Regions from separate parts of the Homo sapiens genome. Here all the other regions are linked to region 2. A link is a contact called in ENCODE Hi-C or POLR2A ChIA-PET data. All regions are on one chromosome and are shown on one strand. The core of a region is the stretch at or near the end of the contact, and the rest is flanking DNA. Distances in the headings are between cores, read along the strand shown. Region 1 overlaps LINC00607 (long intergenic non-protein coding RNA 607). Region 2 holds the start of LINC01614 (long intergenic non-protein coding RNA 1614). Region 3 overlaps LINC00607 (long intergenic non-protein coding RNA 607).

Region 1 (2,979 bases), core at 13-2,512, 94 kb after region 2:
ACTTGTAACTAAATATTCTCTTAAGTATTCACTTGAAATAAAATTCTTTAAGTGAAACTTCCATATCCAAAGGTATCACCTTTTAAAGACTTTTGCTAGAACAAATTCTCTTTTTCCTTGATCTGCCATGCTTACAAATTATTTCATTCCCTCTTTAGGTCAGAGTCAGAGGTAGGCCACAAGTGCATTTTGAAATATCAGATGCTTTGATACCTACTGTGTTAAACACACATAAAGCTGAGACATCAGAAGTATTCGGCCTCAAGTGAAAGCTGGATTCTAACCTTTATAAGAGTGACACCTCCCCATTTGTTTCAGTTTGCACTCTAAACCTTAATTTAGGCCTCCTCTAGAAAACCTGTGTACCAATCTGCCCATCCCCCAGTGGCTCAAAGTGAAGGTGTGTAAACAAGCTGGATGCTGTATGTCCAGTTATTCGGATTGCAGAGTTATCTGGGGTTCCAGGGAAACTGGTAGCAGCCCCATGGTGCCACCATTGCCTCCCCTCCTGTCTCAGCCTGGGTTAAGTCCCTCCACTGCATTCCTGTGCCATTTGATCTTAGACTTACTTTTTTGTTTAAATTTTTAATTAATTATTTTTTTCATTATACTTTAAGCTCTGGGGTACATGTGCACAACGTGCAGGTTTGTTACATAGGTATACACGTGCCATGTTGGTCTGCTGCACCCATTAACTTGTCACTTACATTAGGTATTTCTCCTAATGCTATCCCTCCCCCAGCCCTTTTTAATGTTTCTGCCTCTATGAGATTTTGAATATCTTAAACTGAGCTACCTAAAAATGTCATTTTTTTCATTTAAAATATATAATCAATGAAAACAAATGTTTTTGAAAATCCACCACATTGCCTGTTCCAAAACAGAGTTGGGCATCTCTCTCTGGGAGTAAAAGAATCACCCAGGTTTCTGCTCTGTTTTTATGCACCCAGTGTAGTCTGTAAATTCATACCCAGACCGAGCAGTGGAGAGAGTAAGCTGTAGCAGGCATTGGACTCACTGGCCTAGTGCTTACTTTAGCTTTGTAGACTTGGTTTTGTGCTGCCAGATGCTGCTGCTAACCTTTGGCTTACAGTAGTTTTGACAAACATGGAGGCTGTTAGTCAAAGGAACTCTGTCTCCCTAAGAATGTGTTGCGACACATTTAATTCAGAGCCACGTCAGTTGCAACAGATCTTGTGCTTTAACAAGTACCTTGGATCCTTGAGAGAATAAACTAGTCATGGCTTTACAGGCCTTTTAGGGAAAGCTACTGCTGCGCTCCGTGCTCTCTGGCGCTTGGGAATGCACAGCAGTGCTGGATGCCAAGAATATAAACAGCCAGAACGATATGTTCAGCATTTAGGAAATACAGCTGGACCCAGCAAATGTATATGACAGATAGACTCTGGGGCCAAAGAAATTTCCTCTGCACATTTTACCCACTTAAGTAATGTTAAACTGAAGGTCCTAGTATATCGCCCCATCATGACAGGTCTTTGAATATATGCTAATTAAAGGGCATGTCTATTCACTTCATTTGTGTCTCCTGTGTCTTTCTCTAGAGTTGTTTTAAGGCAGAGTATCATATCGCATCAAAACCGCTCCATAAGTCCTGCCACTCCACGTGCAATGCCATGAACTTGAAGAAACTGCTGGTAAGAGAAAGCAAATGCTGTGACCAGGCAAGTAAGTGTTGTCAAAGTGTTGTAAAACTACCCTGAACTTTTGGATCCAGAGTACTTTCCTTCCTTCCCCCTCCCTCGTCCTCTCTTTTCTTTGAGTATAAGTGGCCACAGCAACACATTTCCAAAGCTTAAACTTAGAACTTTTATCTGGGAAGTTTGTTTGGACAGTATTCAAATATAAGTGATAAAAATATACAAAGGCTGGCCAGGTGCGGTGGCTCACACCTGTAATCCCAGCACTTGGGAGGCCGAGGCAGGCAGATCATGAGGTCAGGAGTTCGAGACGAGCCTGGCCAATATGGTAAAACCCCGTCTCTACTAAAAATACAAAAAAATTAGCCCGGCATGGTGGCAGGCACCTGTAATCCCAGCTACTCGGGAGGCTGAGGCAGGAGCATCAGTCAAACCTAGGAGGCGGAGGTTGCAGTGAGCCGAGATTGCAACACTGCACTCTAGCCTGGGTGACAGAGCAAGACTGCATCTCAAAAAAAAAAGAAAAAAAAAAAGAATATACAAAGCCTATTTATGATTTTTAAAATTTGAATTCAAGGAAAGTATTGTTGCTTCTCTTAAAAGTTTTCGCTTAAGAACATGTTTTCATCTTCATTTTCCCTCATTCATCCTGAGGCCTTCAGCCCTCCCATAGCAAGAGAATATAAAAGAGGTGGGACAGAAAGAGTGAACAGGGCATCCCAACAAAGATGCGTTTTCCATTTTCCTCTGTATCTTGCAGCCTCTGTTACTACTGGGAGAGAGAGGAAGCTAATCAAAAGTGGAATGAATTTGTACTGTTTATAGGGCCTCCTCTTTCCCACACCCTTTACATACCTCACCTTACTTAATTCCATGACAATATAGTGAAGTCTATATTTTTATTCCGATATTACAGACACGTATACTAAAGGGCTCAGAGAGTAAGTAACCTGTTCAGAGTCACAGAGCTATAGCCGGGATTGGAGCCCAGGGCTGTGTGATTGTATAGAGCACCTTACGTGGTCCCTACCTACATTATGCTGAGTCCTTTTGCCTGCAATTAGGCTGAACTGCTGACAAGTCAGCTGGAAATCGTGGTTACAGCTGTAGGCCATAATCACAGGCAAACAATAATAAACAAAACATCTTCTGGGAGCTGAATTTGCAAAAACCTATGAAGTTATGGCAACTGCAGCCCTGAAGACAAGGCCCAGGTAGTACCCAGGCAGATTCAGAGAGAGCTGATGGAGAATAGGTATGAGTCTCCTACCTGGCCATTACTGTTTGGGTAGAACTTCCCTTCTCCCTCCTTCTGAAAACA
Region 2 (2,949 bases), core at 247-2,746:
TCTTCTCTTGATAATCTAGATCGCCCCAAAACAACTGAGTCTATAAAGAACCCAGATTATGTCATGTGCCAATCTGTCACACACCGGAATGTATATCTCATGATTCAATAATTTCTGTTGTGTATACAATTGTGATGTGCATGTCAATTCCCATCTTTCTTAGGTAATGTGCGATAGTTCAGTCTTCATTGTCCTTGGAGAATAAGATGCATCATGTAAGGTGGCAGTCTGCTAAGATTGCTACTTTAAGGAAGAGGTGCTGTTGCAAAAGAAACGTTGAAGTTAAAAACAACTAATGATCAATTGATTGGGCTTGGACACAGACCCTAGCACTTGAGTACCTTACACTTTTTAACTTGCACTCCAGCTTTGATCAAGCTTTTCCTGTCATTGTATAGCCAGGAAATCATAATTCTCTTGGCTTCGCTCTTGGTTGACATTTGGGAAATGGCTGCCCTTTAGAACTTGGCTCTGATCTCTTCGGTATTTGCCTGATGTCTTGAGACTCCATTCTTCTGAGCTCCTGGTGTCTTAGATTCTCCCTGAAGTTAAGAACACTATCAATCCTCCAAACCTCCAATCCTCTTATACTATGACAACTCATAATGTACTAAATTCAAATGAAAATCTTAGGCAAGTCCCTTTAGGGTCTCCTACTCTTCATATGAAACTGCATTTTTATCAGTATAACAAATATAATTTTCAAAAGTCACATAAATTCTACTAGTTTGAAAGTAAAAGGGGTACAAATGCTTTGCATCATGTTTCTAGGGTTTCTTAGGAATTTTATATGAAAAGCACTTTTTACTTCCTGGCCAGCCAAGAACTCCAACTGATTTCAGCTGCTGCTATTTGGTGTGTGAAAAAAAAAAAAAAAAAAACAATTTTCCAAAGAATTTTGTTATCGGTAATGCTATGCAACCTGGCATAACACACTTGACAATATCAAAAGAGATGCTATCATATAAATGTAACAGGGAGCAGAATGCAGTTCTGTTTCATGATTTGGCCAGAAAAAAAACAAATTACCTTGAGTGACCCAAGGCAACCTGACTTCATTAGACCCCCGGCCCTTGTACACATTACAATTCTGCCCCAGTAAGGAGATTACAAAAGAAAGGTTTTCATGGCTCTCAAAAAGGAGATCCTCTCCTTTTCAATTACATCTGATTTATGAACTGTTAAAACTATTTCCCAAAGTCTGCCTTCACAGCCTCTCACTTGTCTGATAAACACTGCACAAAAATTCTGCTGGTTTGCAAAATATGACTCTTACGTGTCTGAAGTCCCCTTTCGGATCCTGGGAGGAAGGAACATTGAAGTCTCCAAAGAGCTGCTGGTGACAAATGTCTACTGCATTTCCTGATGGCAGAGAACAAAAGTGAGACGTGAAAGAGAAAACATACACGCAGTGGAATCCTCTCTCCTTCAGCTCCTTTGGAGCGAAGTGCTGAGCTATCTGATTTTTATACCTCTACCCCCTCAGCCCTTTTCCCTCTCAGACTGTGGTCTGTTCTCCACAAATATGTCCTTTTTGGTCTCAAACCAGATGGAATTATAGAAAACAAACTGTAAGTTCCCAGGCCCACAACTTTCTCACAGCCTGGAAGGGAGTGAGTGACAGGACGTGGATTACCCTCTCCTCCCCAGCCACCTCCACCTTCTTTTCAAAAGCGAATTCTTTAAAAAATATAGAGAGAGCATAACTCAGCCGTCATTTGGCAATGGGTGAGCATGGTTATCTTTCAAAATAATAATGACGCCAAACTTTATAGAAAAAGGAAACCGTTCTCTTTGTTCCAAAAACCCTACGATGTAGATGAATATCTCTTAAGGCATAAATACAAGGACATTTTTAGAACTGGCCCACTTGCTAGTCTAGACTTATAGGAAAGCATCATAAAACTGTTATTTTTCAATAGGTCAAATTCTCTTCCAATGCAACTCTATCTGCCCCAGAACTGAAAAGAATCCCAGTTTTAGAAAGAATTTGGCAGCACTAGGCCAGTTCTTTCCTTATTCATCTGCTATAGATCTTGATCCACATCATATTAACAAGAGTTTTGAAGGTTTTTCTGTGTGCTTTATTTTTTAACAAGGGAAGCGTCTTCCACCTGAGCTCCTCAAGATGATTTCTCAGACTCTACTGAGTGTGAGGTGGTCTGAGTGTTTGGCTGGAAGGCAGGTTTGCTCCTCCTGGACCTAATGTCTTGGTCTTATGAGAGAATTTTGTGGGCCCCTTTGCCTCCTGCTCAAGGCACCAGTGAATATCATTTGCAGAATTAGGGTGTTGGCTCAAAAGAGACATAGTGTATTATCCCATAGAAAGTATGAGAGCATCTGGGAATTATGAGGGCGTTTATGAGTAACATCTCTGGTAGACACATGAGATCAGCCTTCTTCCCGCTCACCACCACCGAAGATCTGGGGGCGGATGGGCAGAGGTGAGGTGGTGTGGCATGGCAGCTGGAACACAAGTGGAAATAGTCAACTTGGCCATACTAAAACCCTATTTGCCATCTATGTGTGACGCCATTCCAGCATTTGGTGTCCAAGGACACCTAGTCCTGGCCTCGCTTGCCTTCCTATTTTTAAGGGGGAAAGACTTCATCTACTTATTTAAGCAAAATGAAAAAAAAACTTGAATATCAAGTAATTGTTGAGAAAGCAACACAGTGATAAAATTTTAAAATATACAAATCAAGACTATATGGCATCAATTTTGCTAGAATGACCCATGAACTTTAAATATCAAGGAGCAACATCTTGGACATTGGGCATTAGTTTTACTATGATATCTTTCAATTCAGAAGAGGACAAAGTTTTTACGTAGTTCCCTGCATCAGTGATGGGAGTGTTGAGTTTTCATGTTTTTTGAAAAAAGTGGAAGTTAAATTACTTCTTTTGACTGTCCAAGGTGGTGCATTTTATGGAAGAAGAAGAAGGCCC
Region 3 (2,992 bases), core at 270-2,769, 66 kb before region 2:
CAGGCTCAGAATCTACTGTTGGGGACTGACTATGGAGAACTGTTCTCTGAATGATGAGTTAATTTCTTTCCTGAACTTCATTTACACATACAATGAGCACATATTGCAAGAGGTAATGTGCTTAGCCCCGTGAGTTAAATAGATGATTCGGCAAACTCAGGCAGGTGAGCTCAGAAAACAACTCTTGGAGCAGACTCTGTGTGTGTGTGTGTGTGTGTGTGTGTGTGTGTGTGTGTGTCTGTGTTCTAGACAGAATAGGGATGGCACCCACTGTAGGAAGAAGCAGGTACCCATTGCTTTTGAGCTTTTCCTCACTTTTACATTTGGAGGAGTTCTTGACTTTTCTTCATCCTTCTGAAATCTCAGTGCTTCTTCCAGGGTTTGTTTTCTAAGGGTATAATTTCTTGGAAGAGACAAATGTCTTTATTTCCTGAACTGCTGGGGCTTGTGACTGAATGGGAATAAGAGTATAAATCAACTATGCCAGTTGTGGGGCTGAAGACCAGGAAGTGCTTTGTAGGCATGAAGGGCTTCACCAATTTTTAGGAATAATGCATTTTTATATGAGTTTTATACGGAAAATTTGTCAATTAGTTCTAATTATGCAGCATTCTGAAATTCTCTGAGACTTAGCCAGAACTGATGGAAACTCAGTAACGAAAGACTGAAACACTATCTTATTTCTATATTTCTATGCCTCCTTCACGTCCAGATCTGTTAATGACATTCTGAGTCTATACTACTTGTCTCTGGAGGTAGTGTATCAGTTAGAAGGGCTTTCGCCTGCAAGTAACAAATGCATCTAAAAATGGCTAGAGCAAATATTGAGTTAATTTTTCTCACGTCTTCAAAAGTCTGGAGGTAGCAGTTTTCTGATTGGTTCATTAGCTCCATATTGCCAGCACTCGTGTCTCTGGGATTCTCTCGAGTTTTTCCTGATGGTTACAAGATGGCTGCTGCAGCTCCAGGCATCAGGTCCTCTATTTAAAAAAAAAAAAAAAAGTTGGTGAGTATGTTGGTTTTAATATATGGCCTCAAATTCTTTCACATACCTCTTGTCTTTAAGTGGGGTCTATGTCCTTTTCCCTCGACTCTCAGTGGGTTTGTGCCCATTTGAACCCATAGAGTATGGTAGAAGTGACACTGTGTGATTTCTGAGGCTAGATCATAAAACGACATGCAGCCTCTGGCTGGTTCTCTTGGAACACTTGCTCTCTGGACACTCCCCTTGGGATTCTTCCTTTTGGGATCCTCACTCTCAAACTCAGATGAGATATCCACAGGAAGGATAGAAAGCCTGTTAGGAGCGTGCTACAAAATGGAAGACATTTGTGGAATTTAGGAACATGAGTCAGCAACTGTGGATAATAGCTTTATATTAAAGGAGCAGCAGTACTCTGTGCCCATAAAGTGCACACAGCAAGACATCCTTGAGCTTTGTGTTTATTCTCTGACCGTACATGTTTTTTTAATCAGTTTGCAAGGCTCAGCTCCACTCCAGAGGCAGGCATTCTGCTTTCCAGAGAACAGCTGGACTTTCTCAGAGAATATGCAGACAAGTCAGGCACCCTTTTTCTTTGCCCGTAGCAATATAAGAATGCACTGGCAGACTTATTTCTTCTCACTACTAAGGATCTATTTTATAACTCCCTGCCTTCTAGAATGTCTTTCCTTGTTTTTTTTTTTTGTTTTGTTTTTTTTTCCCTGTGTTGCCAATGCCTTTCTTTTCCAATCACCTTTGAAAGACATTTTTTTTCTCCCTTGAGCATATCTCCAGTCTTTTCTCTGGCAGCTACTATTCATTATTTAACTTATTTCTGTATTTTTTTCTTCTTTTTTATTTCAACTTTGTGAAAAATATAGGGGAAAATCTTGCTCTGGTGTCCTCAGCATGTCCTGTTTTGGCTTGCTCTCAGTTTCCTAGAGACTAGCATAGTGGCTTGCACATGGTAGACACTCAAAAAATGCATTCAGTGTGAATGAATGAATGAATAAATGATGGATGGATGGATGGATGATTAAATGTTTATATGGAAAGTATGGACTCAAACTAAAATGCAGCACAGCAATTAAATCAATGACTCCATACAACAGGTCAGGAGTTTAAGTGTGATGTTGCAGCTCTTCTGTTGTGAGATCTTGTGAATTTGCGCATTTCTTTTTTTTTTTTCTTTTGAGACAGAATCTTGCTCTGTCCCCAGGCTGGAGTACAGTGGCGTGATCTCGGCTCACTGCAACCTCTGCCTCCTCGGTTCAAGCGATTCCACTGCCTCAGCCTCCTGAGTAGCTGGGACTACAGGCGTACACCACCACGCCTGGCTAATTTTTTGTATTTTAGTAGAGACAGGGTTTCACCATGTTGGCCAGGATGGTCTTGATCTCCTGATCTCGTGATCCGCCCGCCTCGGCCTCCCAAAGTGCTGGGATTACAGGTGTGAGCTACCGCACCCAGCCGAATTTGCACATTTCTTCATTTACTTCACATTTATTGAGTGTCCATTTTGCTCTAGTTCCTGTGCAGTCTAATGGGGAGACAGGCTTACATAATGCAGCGTAATAAACACTGTGGCAGAGCAGCCAAATAGGTTATGGGAGCACAAAGTTGTATGCAGGCTTTGGGTAGATGGAGTTTTGCTCTCATCTTGCCTAGATCAGTTTAATATCAGGGTCTCCCAGAGGTAGCATGGCCAAGGGTTACATTTTTAATATGAATACTCATTTCTTTCTGTTCTTTTCTCCCAACACCCCTGACCCTGTCTTGCAAATGAAAGCTTTTCCTTTCCCATCCTGGGAGGGGAGGTAGAGCATTGTGCTTCTGAACATTGAGCCCTCCCTATGTCTTAGGTTGTGGAGACGCAGGGTTGCCCATGGTTTGAATCTAGACTAGTGGGATTCTAAACTCTTCCGGGTGAAACATCCTATCAAAGTTCAGTTAAAGAGCATATGGGAAGGGATCCTGGGAAAAGTAGGAAAGGCTCTGGATCAGAGGCAC

The links. Hi-C counts contacts between places; a loop is a spot of excess contacts on that map. ChIA-PET counts read pairs that join two places held with the same protein, here RNA polymerase II (POLR2A). Pooled maps may share reads with other maps.
Region 1: a loop to region 2 is called in a map of sigmoid colon, with 6 times the contacts of the local background. The contact joins the enhancer-like site here to the promoter of LINC01614 in region 2. A Hi-C loop is called at or near these places in 4 of 168 maps with a recorded cell type or tissue (Caco-2, endothelial cell of umbilical vein, prostate gland and 1 more) and 3 of 50 pooled maps. POLR2A ChIA-PET finds 5 or more read pairs at or near these places in 4 of 52 experiments (CD4-positive, alpha-beta T cell, Caco-2, HepG2 and 1 more).
Region 3: a pooled map shows a loop between it and region 2 (2.4-fold over the local background). The contact joins the enhancer-like site here to the promoter of LINC01614 in region 2. A Hi-C loop is called at or near these places in 5 of 168 maps with a recorded cell type or tissue (CD14-positive monocyte, Caco-2, PC-3 and 2 more) and 3 of 50 pooled maps. POLR2A ChIA-PET finds 5 or more read pairs at or near these places in 5 of 52 experiments (A673, AG04450, HepG2 and 2 more).

What each region holds. Positions count from the first base shown.
Region 1 is chr2:215,622,819-215,625,797 of GRCh38, reverse strand. It overlaps LINC00607 (long intergenic non-protein coding RNA 607), which reads left to right. Exons shown (of 10, transcript NR_037195.1): 6 at 1,563-1,686. All of the region lies in intron 2 of LOC102724861 (a long non-coding RNA gene), which reads right to left. Among named protein-coding and RNA genes, the nearest start is that of LINC01614, 94 kb to the left of the region's middle. Within about 2 kb of position 1,262, at least 10 of the 41 ENCODE cell types and tissues checked have a DNase peak (open chromatin) inside an H3K27ac peak, as active enhancers do.
Region 2 is chr2:215,716,590-215,719,538 of GRCh38, reverse strand. It overlaps LINC01614 (long intergenic non-protein coding RNA 1614), which reads right to left and starts at 1,496. Exons shown (of 2, transcript NR_132383.1): 1 at 1,277-1,496; 2 at 1-542. All of the region lies in intron 5 of LINC00607 (long intergenic non-protein coding RNA 607), which reads left to right.
Region 3 is chr2:215,782,983-215,785,974 of GRCh38, reverse strand. The region is part of intron 1 of LINC00607 (long intergenic non-protein coding RNA 607); the gene reads left to right. Among named protein-coding and RNA genes, the nearest start is that of LINC00607, 59 kb to the left of the region's middle. Within about 2 kb of position 1,519, at least 3 of the 41 ENCODE cell types and tissues checked have a DNase peak (open chromatin) inside an H3K27ac peak, as active enhancers do; they include A673, where a contact is called at or near this core.